Linked DNA regions of Mus musculus: region 1 is linked to region 2. Evidence: chromatin loops called from intact Hi-C (ENCODE). Cell type or tissue: gastrocnemius. All regions are shown on one strand. Links, peaks and the distances in the headings refer to the core of each region. The heading gives the core; the rest is flanking DNA.

The links. A loop is a pair of places that touch in the nucleus more often than their neighbours do. Peaks named below come from ENCODE experiments on the same cell type or tissue, not always from the same donor. Only the 100,000 strongest peaks of a DNase experiment are listed, where the experiment ranks them.
Region 1: a loop joins it to region 2, with 4 times the contacts of the local background. A loop is called at or near these places in 13 of 42 quality-filtered maps.

Annotation. Positions count from the first base shown.
Region 1 is chr1:89,602,280-89,610,607 of GRCm38, forward strand. Agap1 (ArfGAP with GTPase domain, ankyrin repeat and PH domain 1) reads left to right here. Exons shown (of 18, transcript NM_178119.3): 2 at 2,319-2,377; 3 at 7,217-7,304. Among named protein-coding and RNA genes, the nearest start is that of Gm41914, 26 kb to the left of the region's middle. In gastrocnemius, for the core only: no CTCF peak of the experiment used is centred there; DNase peaks (open chromatin) are centred at 878, 1,407 and 4,498; H3K27ac peaks cover 1,381 bases.
Region 2 is chr1:89,231,613-89,239,940 of GRCm38, forward strand. No RefSeq gene overlaps it. Among named protein-coding and RNA genes, the nearest start is that of Gm34331, 130 kb to the left of the region's middle. In gastrocnemius, for the core only: CTCF peaks have their summits at 408 (motif pointing left), 972 and 3,852 (motif pointing right); DNase peaks (open chromatin) are centred at 3,520, 3,980 and 6,286; H3K27ac peaks cover 252 bases.

The DNA.
Region 1 (8,328 bases), core at 133-8,132, 370 kb after region 2:
TCAGGACCCAGCACCCACTTTTTCCTTTGTTGAGCTGACTAAAGACTGTTAAGTTCTGGGACCATAGCTTGGTGTTAGAGCAGTTGTCTAGTGTGTGGAGGCCCTGTGTTGGTTGCACTGCACTGCAGAAGGGGGGGGGGGTGGTAATCGAAGCCGTGCTTGGTTTGTGATGAGGAATGACAAGCCACAGTGGAGGTCACTTGTGGCATCAAACAGGAGCCAGGCAGCCTGACCCACACCTAGCAGAAGGCTCAGTGGGCTACCCACGCCCACCAGTGTAATCTCTGCCCTACTGTTAAATTGCAGTGCAGTAGTACTTTATCTAAACCAGTGCCTGTGAATGTGTTTCCTTCTTGTATTCCATGGAGTGAGGTGTTAAGTGGGCACCGCAGTTTCCTCTGGGTCTTTGTTTTTGGTGAGGGTGTTGAGTCGGGGTGGTCAGGTTGACTTTGAGCTCACTGTGTAGCCTAGGAGGACCTTGAACTTCTGATCCTTATGGTCCCACCTCTCAAGTGCGGAGATTGCAGGCGTGCATCATATCATACCAGCTTCATTCAGCGCAGGACATCCATCTTGGGCCTACTATGTGCGTAATAAGAAAGCCCACAAACAGCTGTGCCTTCAGGCTCTGTCCACTGGGAAGGTCCTTGGGCAGTGTATGCAGACATGCCCTGAGTCGTTCTTTGAAGCAGCCAGGCAGCTGCTCTGTCGTCACCTGAGAGAGACAGGAGCTGTGGTTTGCCTCGGCCCCCTCTCCCCGCTGGGTGAGGAGGTTTCTGTGTGGGTGCTGTGTAGCTTGTGTTTCCATTGCTGTCTGTGGCACAAGGCTCAGTCGCTGAGAAACCACACAGAGGAAGGTGACAGAGATTGTGGTGCAGACGTCTTTGACTAAAGCATGTGTCACTTTTCATTTGGCCCTGAGCCATGCCAGCCTTGCCTTCCTTCAGACTGGGCCCTGTTTTTTAAAGAAAGGTTTCATGATGAAACTGTGTCGATTCTTTAGTCTTTCTTTTCTTTTCTTTTCTTTTCTTTTCTTTTCTTTTCTTTTCTTTTCTTTTCTTTTCTTTCCCGTCTCCCTCCCCCTCCCTTCCCCCTCCTTCTATTAAGTCAACTATTTTATTAACCTAGTTGCCACAAAAATGAACATTCTGCAAAGATGTCACACAAGGCTACAGTATGGATGTGTCTTGTCTTCTGTAGCTTCTGCAGGTCACCCGGTGCTCCTGATTTAGCTTCTCTGAGCAGAGACCTTCCTCTGGGTGACTCGGCTCCTTAGACATGGGGGTTTCTAGGTCAGTGCAGGGCCAGGGATGTCTGTCCTGTGTTGGTTGCAGCCTCTTTGGTGTCAGGGGACTGTCTTCCTGGCCTGCTTGGCACCCCTCACCCTTTCCAGCCACCGACAGAGGAGAAGCAGGCCATGGCTTCCAGCCCTGACACCTGCTGGGTCTGAGTACCAAGCATCCTCCTGAGCACGATGACTGACTTGACCTTGAATGTGTTGTGGGGGACTTTGCTTTTTGGACAGCTTAAGAGGTAACAGGAGTCAGCATTTGAGGAAGATTAACGAGTGAGCTATATTGGAAAGAGACATGAAACCTGTGACTGGCTTGCAGTAGGTACTGACTACCTCAGGCTATCGTTTCTGATAGGCGGTGGCACACGGGAAACGTGAAAATCCTGTGAGCCAAAGCGGGATATTGGGTGTGAGGTGGAGAGGTGTAAGGCAGCCTGCTTGAGTCCCTCAGTACTGAGGGGCCCTCTCTTCCTGACCTGTCCCGAGTCACCCTCGCTGAATAGCTGTCTGGTTTCTTTCTGAGGATCCAAATATTCTGCACCCTGCAATCTTGCTGCTGGCTCTAGCCATTGTCTATATCCTTTGTGTGTGTGTGTGAGAGAGAGAGATTTCAGGAAAGTAACTGTTTCAGTAGAATAAAAAAAACAGATGAAAATCTAGCTTGACACCAAGTCAGGCCCAGGCAAATCAGGCTCCTGCCTCTGTTTTTCTACATTGTGCTGAGAACCAGGACAGCCTTCAGGTCTGCTGTGGACACTAGGAAGGCCTGGAGCTGGAGTGAGGGAGTAAGGGCCAGGGTGAGAGCCTTTGGCATTGCTGAGTGCAGTATGTGTTATACACCACAGCCTTGAGGCCAGACAATGTGTGAACTTGGGCAAGTATTGGCCTCCAGGGTAGTTGTAACATGGGCGGCTGGTATGACCCTGCTTAGGTGGTCCCTCTACCAAAAATGATATCTAGGGAATGTTTTGACTTCTGTGAGTTCTGTGGCATGTCTCCTCACGTTTCCCATCCTCTATTACAGATGCTTTCGTGAACAGCCAGGAATGGACACTCAGCCGATCGGTACCGGAGCTCAAAGTGGTGAGTGGCATCTCTGGCCTTGGGAGGTGGGGGGCTAGAATAAGCAGGATGGGAGTGTGCAAGCTTGCCCATATGGAGTTCTGTTTCCTGAGGCCTGTAGGTAGGACATGTTCCATCTGGGAGTGTGTACTGGGAAAAGGCCATCACTGGCTAGAAGGAGCTAGAGCCTTGAGCGTGCCCAGCTGAGCCATAGCAGCCATTATGTACAGGACCAACGCTTCCCTGCCCGACTCCATGCTGCTCTGTGTCTCACACATAGACTACTCTACTAATGCCACCGGGGATCGACCTGTCCCTTGCTGGGCATTATGACAGCCTCTGTAAGAAGCCATCAGAAGTCATAATTTTAAAAAAGTAACGACTGTTTATATGCAATTACGAATTCTTGGCATATGTCAAGAGTTCTGTTTTTAATAGAAGCAGCTTCTGGTGGAGTTAAAGCTTATAGCTGGCTTCAGGGAGTATTTCTCATTGCAGTCGCCTCCTGCAGCAAGCACAGTTCCATTGCCCGCCCCTCCCTCCCTCCCTCCCTCCCTCCCTCCCTCCCTCCCTCCCTCCCTCCCTCCTTCCCTCCCTCCCTCCTCCCTCCTCCCTCCTCCCTCCTCCCTCCTCCCTCCTCCCTCCTCCCTCCTCCCTCCTCCCTCCTCCCTCCTCTTCTCTTCTCTTCTCTTCTCTTCTCTTCTCTTCTCTTCTCTTCTCTTCTCTTCTCTTCTCTTCTCTTCTCTTCTCTCTGTCTGTCTCTGTCTCTCTCTCTCCCTCTCCTGTTTCTCTAGTGCTGGGCTCCATAATTTACCTGCTGGAAGACGGCTTCGGATGGTGAAGACCCTCAGTTGGGCCCACCCACTCACTGTGCATTTCCCACTATGTTCACTCCTCTTCCCCATTTCCCCAGTGACCCACCTGAACTGCCAAGGTCCCCACCTCAGTGATGCTGAGAGGATGGGATAAGGACTTCTGTGTCTCACACCTGAGATGGAAGTAAGCCACTTCCTCCAGGACACTGGTGTGTCTCAGCAATGGCCCCCAGTGGGGTTATCCACTTCGGGAGGACAGCTGTCCTCTCAGCCTCTGGGGTTCCGTAAGACTAGCTCTGCAGTAGCTGCTTGGCCTGTCTGCTCTGTTTCATAGCTTCTGTAACCTGTACAGTATATAGAGTGCTCTGCAAATACCTAATGAGTGGCACAGGGGTGGGTGCCAGTGCCATTAACAGGACCTTTTCGTACAGGTTGGCCAGTTTCAGATACTTCTGGCAAGAAACTCGGGCGCTGACCCCTCTGGTTTTAGATTTAATGCCAGTTAACAAGGCCGCAGTGTTTTCACGAGGTGTTTATGAAGCATATACTCCACTGGGCATGCTCTGCCTGCAGGTTCCATGTAATTATGGCCTTCTGTCCTCACAATTATTCCATGACGGGGAGGCCCTGTTGTCAGCCTGTGTCACAGGTAAGGTTTGAGACATGAAGAGTTTACCCAGAAGCCATCTACAGTCGGGTAGAGCTGGGATTCGAAGCCAGCGCTGTCTCGGAGAGCCTTCTGTATATCTGTCCCAACTGTTGTAGCCTCTGGCCTCATGTGTCCATTTAAGTCAGAGCAACAGCGGGGTGGAGTGCTTCAACCTCCCAGCAGCACAAGAGATGGCTGGGAACCAGGAGGCATTGATCCTCATCTTCCTGATAAACTTCCTGGGAGTTGAAGGTGCTGCAGGTTGACAGGGCCTGCATGGGTTTAGTTTGGTTGGCTTGGGCTTTTTAAGACAGCATCTTATATGTAATCTCGGCTGCCATGAAACTCACCATGTAGCCCAGGCTGGCTTTTAATTCACCATCGTTCTTCTTCAGCCTCCCAAGGGCTAGAATTATACAGGCTTGTGCCACCGTGCCTGGATCGGTCCACATATTTTTATCAGCCAATAGTAATTGAGAATTGTTGCTACCAAAACCTTATTTTCTGGAATATGGTTTTCTAAGGTAAGCATCAGTGTGTCTAGCAAGTATTAGCATTTAAAGAGACAGTGTAGGGTCTTCTAAATGTGACTTTCTTAAAGCTCACTTGAGCTCTAGGGCTCATCTGTGGTTTGAGGATGGCCAGGCGCTCTGCTGTGGTGGGCGCCCTCTTGTGGCTGCATCAGCAGGCACCTCGTTGTCAAGGGCACCTTAGCCAGTTCTTGCTGGTGAGGATGCTCAGGTCTGAAGAAGCACTTCTTTGTTCTGTGAAGCATTTCCCTTCCCATGCCCACAGGGATGTCATTGTTTCTACCCTCATGCAGCACCCGAGACAGACAGGTGGCCCTTTAGGTCATCGCTGTGGGACCCTCATCCTGCTTGGAAATGCAGCCCTGGTGATGTCACTGAATCTCCAATGGGCCTTTTATGGAGTATTTCTCAGCGAGTCTTTCAGAACCCATCAGGACATACATACGGTTCACTGTTTGCTTCTGGGAGAGTGGCGGGCTCTGCCTGTGGTCTCGGAAGTTGTGCTGCAGTTGCTTTCAGCACTGCAGATTGGTGCCAGGCTACACAAGCTCCGTGCCTCCGCTGGGGTGGAAGCAGTGGGCAGACCGTGCAGAGGTGCCACCATGTATTTTGCTTATCCTCTCAGCTGGGATTTTTAACTAAGAGGTTCCATTTTTACAGCAGATTGCTGTTTAGTAGCTGAGTAGAAAACACAGGATGCTGGAGGATTGAGATTATAAAGGTGCTGTGCTCTGCGTCTTCCGGGAATATGACAGCATGAGGCACAGAGCCCTGACTGACAGCCTGCAAGGCAAGGCAGGGTGACACCTTCTCCTGCCCTGAGATACCTAGCGTGGGCATTATCAGGGCACTCCTTTATGCCCATGAAGCCCTTGGACCCAGGCTGGGTTACTTCCTCTTCTGCAAGTGACATTCAGGAGCGGTTGTCACAGTTCCCCAGGAGGCCCACATCCTAACAGATGGTAGTTCTACCAATGTTTCAAGTTAAAATGATACAGCTCACAACCTATGAGATGGGTGCAGGGGCCAAAGAAACCTCTGCCCCAGGCCTGGGGTGGGCGGCACTGGCCTGCTCAGGTATACGCCATACCAATGCCCACTCTTACAGGAAAGAGTGTCTGGTGTCACCACCCAGAGAAAACCCAGCTGCACAGTGCTGGGTAGGGGAACATTTCTTCCAGGAAGAGAAAGTAATCTTAATTAAAAATTTCATTTCTGTGGCATATACTGGCTTGGATTTTCCCAGCTTGAAGCTGACAAACAGCAGGTGCCCTTGAGCAAAAGAATAATTAGTAGGCAGATATTCTCAAACTGTGGAGGCTCAAGGTAGGAAGATGCAGGCTGGCCTTGGAGGGGAGATGACTTTCTTTGTGCAGGAACTGTCCACATGCTCTGGTCCTCAGCCCAGCCCTCAGGGGTAGAGAAAGCTGCTTTATATTCACTGCGTTAGTCACGCATCAGCCATTTACACGTGGAGTCCATGGGGCTGTGCATCTTCCTTGGGCTGGGTGCCTTGACGGTGGAGAACAAGATGAGGGAGACACAGTCTCTTCCCATAAGGGGCTGGAAGTCACAGCCTCACACTGAGATCTGCTAAACACTGTTGTGCAGCAGGAAAAGGCAGGAGCCAGGGCCTGAGGGCATCTTGCTGGCTCCAGGTGAGGGCGTGGCATTACGGTGTAAAACCCGTGTTCATAGTTCTAGAGGTTGGGAATCAAAGGCATCCACAGATTTGGGAACTGGTGAGGACTGGGGGGCGGGTGTCATCTGCCCTGTAGATCACAGGTAGAGTCCTTGCTGGGCTACTTTCAAATGTACATTTGATCCTGTATGGACAGTGTTCTTGTGACCAGTCCCCTCTCAGCCGCACCCCCCCCCCCCCCCCATATAACACCTGGGGCCTGGGGACTTAAACTTTCAGAAGCCTAAGGGTGGACCTCGGAGGTTGTGGTTTCTGAACAGAACCAGAAGGCTGTGATTTCTGAACTGGCTGTGGATCCTGAGTTAGAGGAGGACTTGGGGCTGTGATCAGTCAGTGTGGAAAGTTCTACTCACCTGGAGACAGCAAGTCCATAGAGATGAGGTTGGCAGCCAGTGGATATAGGATTCAAAGCCAGAAAGTAGGAAGCCGGGGGCTGCAAGCATGGTGAGAGGGCCAGGACAGCCTGCAGGTGCAGGCATAGTCACACAGGCTGTGGGGGCAGTTGGGACTGGGGATGGATATGTGGTTGTTGAGCAAAGAGTAGAATGCACAAGGCAGCAGCTCCCCAGAGCGACTGTGGGGGTATGGGCAGGGCTCCCGAACAGGCCAGGTGCCCGATCGTGTCTGCCAGTGTTATTTTCTACTCACTGTGATCACCTGAGCTGTCCTGGCCACAGCTTGACTGTGTTTTTTCTCTTGGTTGTGTGTTTCTGAGAGGCAGGCTTGCTGTCTGTTCTCTATGGGCTCTGCCTCCCTCCTCCATCCCAGTTACTCCTGCTTCCAAGTCTTTCCCATGTTTATCTTCTTAGGGTGGAACACCCCAGATGGCCCTATCTACACATGACCGTTTGTAGCATCCTGTCCCATGGAACCTTTCCTCCTTAGTATAGGGAGGCACCTATCCTCGTGGACAGTTGAGCCAGTGCACATGTGCCAGATAAAGCGAGCAGGGGTCTTCCCAGAAGAACGCCAGCATGCTGACGCCCTAACAGTATCCAGCACTATCGGACAGGAGCTGCTAATTTGGGGTTGACTCCATCTCCAATAGAAGGAGTCACTGCATTCATTTCTGAGCGTCTCTTCAACATTTCAGCAGGGAGATTATGACCACACGTGCAAAAAAAAAAAATCACGTCTAACTGCTGTCTTATTTTTTTGTCGCAGGGAATTGTGGGTAACCTGGCCAGTGGCAAGTCTGCGCTGGTGCACCGGTACCTGACAGGCACGTACGTGCAGGAGGAATCTCCAGAAGGTATGCTGTTGGGCAGGTGGTTAGTTACCAGCTTAGAGTTCAGGGTTTCAATTTTCTCTTTAGCATATTCTAAATCATTGATGACCCATGCTAAAGTCATAAGAAAGCCACCAAGCAGCAAAGAGACTTAGGCATATGCTCCCTCCCATTGGGGTTCTAGCGCATCCACTCCAGCGTTTTGAGCATTAGCCACCGTGTGGTGTTCTGGAGTACATTCGCACTGTAACGCGTGTCCTTAGTCCGGTGCCACCCCTTTGAGTATTGGTCGGACACCACTCTGAACTGGACACTTGATCGTGTGGTGCTGCTCCGTCACAGACACCAGCATTTCTAATACAATCCAGGTCACCCTGCCACATGTCTAAGTATGTTTCCCTTTATATTGTATTACAAACATGTAATCATTTTGCATGTGAGTTAGGCATTTTTTATTTTTGCCATTAGACATTTTGATTCTTCTGTTGACATACCCATGTCTTACTGTGGTTCTGTTCCTTTTATTTATTTATTTATTTTTTCTCTAAGTAGTTTACGACAATGGTAGGAGGAAGGAAGCCCTCTAGTCCCCCTAATGCAAGCATAGCCCACAAGCCACTTCCTGAACTGTTATTTTCTCCCCATGTAACCTTTTGAAATCCAACTCTGAGACACTGAATTTCTGGTTCCTTCTTTTTCTTACTGGCTGTTCCATTCTTTGCAGATATGGACGCAGGTAACTATACGTTTTCTTCATGCGGTGCTTGTCTCGTTCTGGAGAGAGGAGAGGCACCACCCTGTACTGTAGCGCTCCCTTCCACCCTGTTCTGTGTCTCATCCTACTCTGTCTCATCCACCTTTTTCCTAAGTTCAGCATCTCACCCTGTTTCGTCCCTTAGCTGTCTTTTGAGTAGTAGTCCGAAGTAGCTTCACGTGTCCCCTGTAACACATGTTTCAGCCCCTTAACTCTTGTCCTAAAGACTGTAGAACCATCTAGAAAGAACAGAGTTCTGAGGGGCCTGCTTGGGGCTCTGCTTTCACCCTGCAG
Region 2 (8,328 bases), core at 318-8,317:
CAGGTAGGCTTTGTGTAAGAACAGGGCACTTAGAAAAGACAGGAGAAACTCAAAGTGCAAAAGACTCTCAACCAAGTCCCTGTTGACATGAAAGGACCAGGAGTAGGGGTCTGCAGCCTCTGGAAGCAGCTCTCAGCCTTGAGTTGATTCTATCCTACCATCTCCTCATCCTGGTCTGCCGAGTTGTGAGAACTCAAGTTGGATTCATACTGCTCAAAGTGTGGTCCCATTTTCACTCCCAAAGAGAGCGTCTGTTGCTACTTATATTTCCAGAATACTTGGCTGCCATTAGCTGCTAAAAATAGCTTTTACTCAGCCTGCAGGCTTGCCTCCAGACCCAAGTATCACCTTCCCTGGGGGCAGAAGGGCCTGTGTCCACCCCTGAAGAAGCCTGTGCCACCTTCTGGCCTCTTAAGTCTGCAACCCCGAGTCCCCAGTGCCAGGTGCAGATGGGCTGGGAATTTGGGAGAAGAAGAACCTTCTGTGATGACTCCTTCTCATAGGCGGGCGTCGGCCCCATGCCTCTCCTCTGTGGCCAAGAAGGGCACGTGTGGAGTGGCTGCATATGAGTGCATGTGATACACACACACACACACACACACACACAGGACAGGCAACCTGGTGCCAGCAGCCATTTAAGAGTAGTCGCACCCAGAGGAAGCAGTGTGTGTGTGTGTGTGTGTGTGTGTGTGTGTGTGTGTGTGTGTACAGGTGCAGTCTCCCACACTGTTTTGCCTGCTTGGGCTGCAGCAACCATTTGTTTAATTCGGCTTCCCCCCCCCCCCTATTTTCTTTTGTGCAGCAAAAGAAGTTTGCGAAGTAAGCAAATATAAGTGAATTCACACCTTGCATGTGCTCTGGAGGCCTCTCTGGTCCACATCTGCCTGTCTCTATTGCTCTCGTCCAACTTCCAAGGAAGGAGTTGCTACTATGTAGGGCTCTGAGGAAAAGCAAGAGACTGCAGTTAGAGGGCTCCACTGTGCAGGAGGCACGGGCCGCTATGGGCGGAAATAGCCTGGAGAGCATTGAGAACAGAAAAGCCAGCAGGAAGTGCTGTGGTATGGTATTTACTACTCATTTTACAGGCTTTATTTCTGGGTGTATACACTTTAGTATTTAATAGTAGTGTGTTTATGAAGAAGCCATCATGGAGAGATTCCTAAAAATGAAACCTCAAGCCCACGAGTGTTGTAGCATGCTGGACACTCCTTACTGGATCTCCGTGGGGAGCAGAAGCCAGGGGTCAGGCAGTCGAAACTTCACATCAGGCAGGTCCTCTATTCCCCTGTACAGCTCCAGGGGGCTGAGTGTCAAATTCTTTCCTTGATGCCAAACACCCATACTTTAGCTCTGCTCAGACCCTGGGGAGACTCAAGTTCTGGAGTCTTCTGGAGTGTTCCAGCATGAATGGCTTATGGAAATGCATGCTCCGAGGATTTCCTACCAGTGAGCCAATGATCCCAGTGTACAGACAGTTTCCAAACATCTGTGGTGCTGAAGTGGAGAACCACTCCTGTGCCATCACAAGAGGAAACCACACCAGTGTCTCTGATCCTGGGGCTGAACATGAATGAGGCCAGGACAAGCATTTCCCAGATGAGGAGGAGCTGGTGGGCCCATCCCTAAGCAGTCCTGAGTGTCACAAACTCTCCAGTTAAACTTCCAGTTTGAGAACCCAGAAATCCCTTTCTGTTGCCCGGACAACCAGTTCCAGCTTCAGGTTAAAGCCGAGCAAACAGTGTGAGTGCCAGACTGGTACAATTTGTAAATCAGCAGTGCCCAAGATTACTGCCACAGCCTCATGCATCCTGCAGAGCTCTCTGGCCAGCCTGCTGGTGATAAGGCTCATGGGAGCAAGCCTCCTCCAGCTTCACCTCTGGGACATGTATCTCACGCTCTGGGTGAGTTCCTGACTCGATGCCTGGTGGTTGGTTCTATGCTGATCAGATTCTGCTCTGGGTGGTGTCCCACAGCAAAGCTTTTTCCCATGGGAGGAAACACATTTGCAACCCTAGTATCAGCAGCACACACGCACACGCACACGAGCATTCTTCTGCACACATACATGCACACAAACATATTTCTGTACACATACAGACATGGATATATACACATTCAAGCATGCCCCCCCACATATATACAAACAAACATGGATTTGCATACACACGTCTCTTACACACACACAAACATGCTTCAACAATCTGAAAACTTGCATATTGCTTTAAATACCATTAAGGTGCTAATGAGCCCATTCAGGTCTCCAGTGCATCCTTTACTCTGCTCTTGGAGAGCTTTGTCTGTTGGCTGTGGCATTTTCTTCCTGTACATTTCACAGGTTCTGTGTTGGACACAGTACTACTAACACTCCCCTTTCCAAAGCCCCAGCTCCATCTTCAGCATTTCCCATCCATCGGTTTGTTAGGCACCAACCCCGAGGTCTCTACTCAGTGGCCTCTCCCTCTCAACACACCAGCAGTCCCCATCTGGTGCCAAAGGCCTGGAGGATTCTTGAGAGCTGCTGGTCTTCAGCTTGTTAGCAGCGTCAGGATGGTGCTAATATTAGTGAAGGAAGCGGCAGCAGCAATGGAGTAGATGAGCCCATCAGTGAGAATGAAAGCCAGTTAGGAAAAAAAGAAGTCAACGCTCTTCTCTTTCCAGGTTCTTTATCTGACCTGCTACCAGAAGGCTCAGCCCACATTTAGGCTGGGTCTTCCCACATCAATGAAGACAGTCAAGACAACCTTCCACAGACATGCCTATAGGCCCATCTGATATGAACAATCTCACTGAGATTCTCTCATCCACAGCGATTCTAGGTTATGTCAAATTAACAGAGCTTACCATCACAGAGATTAATGGATGGGTTACATAAACCATGCAGATACGCTGAAAAAAAAAAAAAAAGGATAATCCACATCCCAGAGGAAAAAAGAGACTTCCTCACGCTACTCAGAGTGGCTCCCACTTTAAAAACCTAGGACGGCTCATTTCCGGTTGCTGCTTGACTCGTTCATTATTTCTGACTTCCTTCTTCCCATTTCCAGTGAAGCTTTTGCTACGTGCTCACTCCCAACCACCTTCTCCTTGGCGTCCCCTGTGCTCAACTTTTTCCCTGTCCCTTCCCAGGGAATCCCCTTAGCAGAATTCTGAATGCAGTAGAAAGCCAGTGGCTCCACTTCTTGACAGACCAGCCCTAAAGTCATCTTGAAAACTGGGGACACCAGCAGCACAAGGGGGTGGCCAGGGTAAAGCATGCACACGTGGGTAAAGCTGGGATGACGGGGATGCTCCCTGCTCCCCAAACTGGGTGAGACCCAGAGACCATCCAGGTGTTGAACCATTCTGGATTGATCGCCCCCAATCTGGGTCTCTGTAGGAAACGACTGGGTCATTTCACTCGGGGCCTGACCAGGAGGTTTCTGTCTGTGTCACTTCCCGCCCTGTTCCCACATGAGGCTGCTGGAGAAGTCTGAGTAGCAAAGAGGAAGCATGGGGGTGGGTGCTGTCCGGTGTCTTCAGAGGCGTGTCTACATCCATGCGTGTCACCCTATAAGAGTGAGTGACAGAGGACGAGGAGGTGCAGATTGCTGCTGACACCTGGGACAAGTGACAGAATCTTGTCCAGCACAGACAGCAAAGAAGCAACCATCAAGGACTCAGGAAGAGAAAAAGCCATTACAGGAGTGGTGATATGAAGCAAGGGTCCGAAGCAGCCCCTTGAACACCTTTTAGTCTAGCTCAGAGGGGCACAGTATAGGGTCTAGGGCCACAGACACCCTCTGCTATGATAGTGTCCTCAAGACCAGTCATAAATCATTGGATTTTTTTTTTCCATAGTGTTTGGACACTAGATGTCACTGCAGGAAAAAAATCTGACCAGGAAACCCATGCAAGGGAGAATGCAAAGTGAATGTTTTGGCTAGCAAGGAAACAGTTGCCGTGACAACGGGCAAGCTGCTAAAGAACTTCCTCCTTTTTGAACAGCCTGTGGCCTCAGGGTGATGTTCTGGTCAGCAGCCAGGAAAGGAGAAGCTGATCCTGTGTATAGTGAGAGATGGAAGAGCAGGAGGGAAGACAGACAGGAGGGAAAAACAGAGACAGAGACGGGTTGGCTCGGTGGCTCGGAAGGCATAGGCACTTGGCCTCCAAGCTTGACGACCTCACTTTGATCCCTTGACCCTGCACAGTAGAAGAGAACCCCAACTTAGACTCTAGGACTGTGGCCTTTTCTTGTGAACCATGATATCACCTTCCCTCCCTCTCAAATAAACATTTAAAAAGTATATACATACACATACATATACATAATGCGTATGAGTGTTTTACCTGCTTGCGTGTCTGTGTATCGTATGGACTTTATGCCCATAAAGGCCAGAAGAGGTTACTAGATCTCCTGGAACCGGAGATACAGTTGTGAGTTGCCATATCGGTGCTGGAATCGAAATTGGGTTCTCTGGAAGAGTAGTGAGTGCTCTTAACCATCTCTCCAGCTCCTAAAATGCTTTATAAAGGGAGAGAGATGCACAGCAAGAGGAGAAAGACAGATAGGCAAAAAGACAGAGATGTACAGGGAGAGAGACAAAAATGGAGACATAAAATCGGGGATACAGAGGGAAGACAGAGAAAAGAAGACATAGACACCCAAGGAGAGAGACGGAGACACAAGACACAAGACAGAAACAGAAGGAGGGAGGGACGGAGGGACGGAGGGAAGAAAGCAAGAGGCAGACACAGTGAGGGGCTCTCAGGAGACACACTTTGAGCCTAAGCCCTCTTCAAAGGTGCATATCGAAGTGACTCCCCCACCCCAGTTGTTCTAATGATGATCTCTGTTGGTCAGTGTAGTGTCCACTGCAGGTAAAGACAAGGGCGTGGCCAAGGAGGCTTCGCTCACCTTCCACCGAGTTCCCAGCAGACTCAGTTCCCAGCAGACTCCTGTGTGAGTGGGATTTAAAGTTTGGCCACTGAATATTCAGAAACCTTTTTGCCAGCCACATCTTTCATGACCCCCGTGTTCATTTTCATGGCCCCATACCAAGTCATGACCTTCAGTTTAAGAATCTGTGATTCACACGAGACAACCCTCCTGCCCTTGTCACAGCTGGTTCCTGGAGAGTGTGAACTTGCACCCAGCAAGTCTATAGAGGCCAGGATGTGACTTCTCTGGGGATAGTTGTGTTTTGAGAGGAAACTTCTTATTGGAACACATAAGATATTGGTAATTAGATATCTATGAATGGGGATGGAGAATTATGAAAGTTCAGTACTTGCGCTCTAGAAAAGCCTTGGGCAAAGTCCTTCAAGAAGCCCTGGGTGCAGCAGGTGGGCCAGATGCTTTTCAGAAGCTCCCCGATGCGTCAAGGAGCGGTGCTAGAAGAAACTACACCCCCAAAAAGATCAGGACAAGATCTCTTCTCAAGAAGACAAGAGAAGTATGTTCCAGGGACCTAGGTCTTCGGGAAGTGAAAGACTAGACTGTCCCCAACAGTGCTGTGAGCTGATCACAGAAGGCCACATGAGAGCTATCAACAGCGGGATCCACGGAAGCCAAGATGGATCCGGAAGCCCACAAGGACTTTTCGCAGCAAGACTGAGCCCAGAAGAGGAAACCTAAGCCACAGGGGACCTGGGGATGAGCCTTCATGGTGAGCTGCTCCACCTGAAGGCAGCCCTCTCTCCCCTCTGCCTCTGTTAGTCTGTAGCATCCTACAGCAAACATTTATTATTCCCATTATTTCAAAGCACAAAAGCATTACTTGGGCCTGTTTTGCACATAGCAACCACCTAGTTTCTAAGCCGTTTCAAGCACCCGCCTGGTCTCACATCTTGTTTATTAGGATGTACATTAAGTATATTGAGATAAATTAGACACTCTGGCTGTTGCTATCAAGACAAGATGAGGGAACTGGGGAGATGCCTTGTTATGTAAAGTGTTTGATGTGCAAGCGTGAGAATCTGAGTTCAAATCCACAGCACCCACGTAAAAGCCGGATGGGGTGGCAGTGTGCATCTGGGACCCCAGCACTGTGAAGACAGGAAGAGGCTGGTCTCAGGAACTTGATGGCTGGACAGTCTAGCTGAAGTGGTAAACTCCAGGTTCACTGAGAAACAGTCTCAAAACGGAGAGTGATTGAGACACCAGAAGCCGACCTAAGGACCCCACCTGTGTTCATGCACATATACTTGATATTTAGGCTTCTTTACAGACAGACGTACACTCACACACACACATGAGAACATGGGGCGAGCATATTCTGAGGCTCCAGTCTGGCTGTCGGGTCCCACTTGCCATCTGTCATGTCTCCAGATCCAAGAATGAGGGAGCAGATTTAGCTCCCACTGAATGCTGTGGCTTAAAACCTCCCCCTCCTCCCCCTCCTCTTCCCCTTCCCCTCCCCCTTCTCCTCCTCCTTTCCCTCCTCCCTCTTCCTCCCCTTCCCCTTAACTCCCCCTTCTCCCTCCTCCTCCCCCATCTTCCTCCTTCCTTCTCTCCTCCCACCCCCTTTAGTCCTTAACTTTTCTCTTCAAGTTATTGCCAGGGCTGTGCACATCTGACTGCCCCAGGTGGCGACAGTGCATTCATTGTGCCTGCATTTACTATGATGAGGGGAGGAATCTTCAGACACTTAGCTCCCCACCCCCCTATCCAGAGAAAAGGATCCCACAAATCAGGGGAAGCCCTCACATTGGTTTACTGGCAAATGTGGAAAACCAGGAAACACGCATGACTTGGCCACACCTGCTCACAAGTACGGATGCTGTGGAAAAAGCGGCAACTGCTACTCCTGCTGCCCTAGAGGCACCCCATGCGTACGCAGACAGTGGCCTTCTGTGGGGATCCCACCTCCCATCATGGACCTAGTCCTCAGTGACCCCCTTCATGCTCTGAATTCCAACCTTGGTAGAACTTGATAACGCTACTCGCCTTTTCCAACAGTTCTGCTGGGCTTTTAAGATATCACTGGCTCTCAAAGATGATCTGTGGAGGTAGGGATAGGGCTCCGTCATTAAGATGTTTTCCTTGCAATCAAGAGAGCTAGAGTTCGAGCTCCAAACTTATGTTAACGAATCAAGGGTTGTTGGGACACACTGTAATCCCAGTACTGGGGAGGTAGAGACAGATGGACTCCTGAGGCTTGCTGCCCAGACAGCCTAGCCTCTTTGGCAAACTCCAAACTCCAGGCCAGTGAGAAATGAGAAATCCAGGCTCAATTTTTTCAAAGGGTGGCTATGTCTGAGGAATGACAGCTGAAATTCTTCTCTAACCTCTACATGCACTCATGGGCACATGAGTCCACAATTACACACACACACACACACACACACACACACACACAGAGAGAGAGAGAGAGAGAGAGAGAGAGAGAGAGAGAGAGAGAGATCCTGAATTAGTCTGGCTGAGAGCTTAGAAGCCCCTAATGCAAGAGCCAGACCTGTACTGTAACAACAAATGTCTGAGAACTATATACTCCAATGGCCACCAAGTCATGTTCATAGGCCAGCTCTGATGACTGTCCGTTGTCATGTGGCTCATAGGCAGGAAAGAATAGTCTCTTTACTTTCTGATGATCAGAAGAAAAATCAGAAGTATAGCATTTTGTGATGCACAAGAACTCTCTGGAATTCCAACGTCATGTCCATCAGAGGTTTCATCAGGACACAGCCCTGCTCGTGACTCCATGTATTTCTACAGCTACTTTAGAGACTGCAGCCCACGGAAGGGCAGAAATGGTACCCAGCCTTTTAAAAGATTCCTCCACGGTCAGGTCTGCAGCTGAGACATCCCACCATCATCTCCCTTCACCTCCCATGGTTTCCCAATATTTGTTCCCAGAAAACCACAGCAGGGCCTTACTCTTTGTCTTCTTTGTCCCAGTTGCCTGGAGGCTGTGGGTTATTTCACTGTGTCCCTCCTCAGCCACAAGGAATGCAGGCCCCTCACTTTCCCCAGATCTTTGTTGATCTCTTCTGCCTGCCTCAATGGCTCCTTTTCTAAACTGATTGCAGCCCAGCCCTTGGGACCTGCTCTGCTCTGCTTGCAACTGAAGTCCCTCCTGGCCTGCTTAGTGTTTCAGAGTTGCCCATCCAAATATCCAGAGCGGTCTGTCTTTGTGACCCCTCCCTAGCATCAACCCAGGGGAGCCCTTGGAACAGAATTGTCAGTGAATTGCTTACTGAGTAGATGGCAGGATTAATGAGTCACGCATCCTACTCCTGAGCAGTGCAGGGCCCAATAGAATGATTAATTGATGGATTGATTTTCCTTCAAGACATCCCAAATGGCCTCTCCCTCTCGTTCAGTCATTTATTCACTAGAACAGTCCTGAG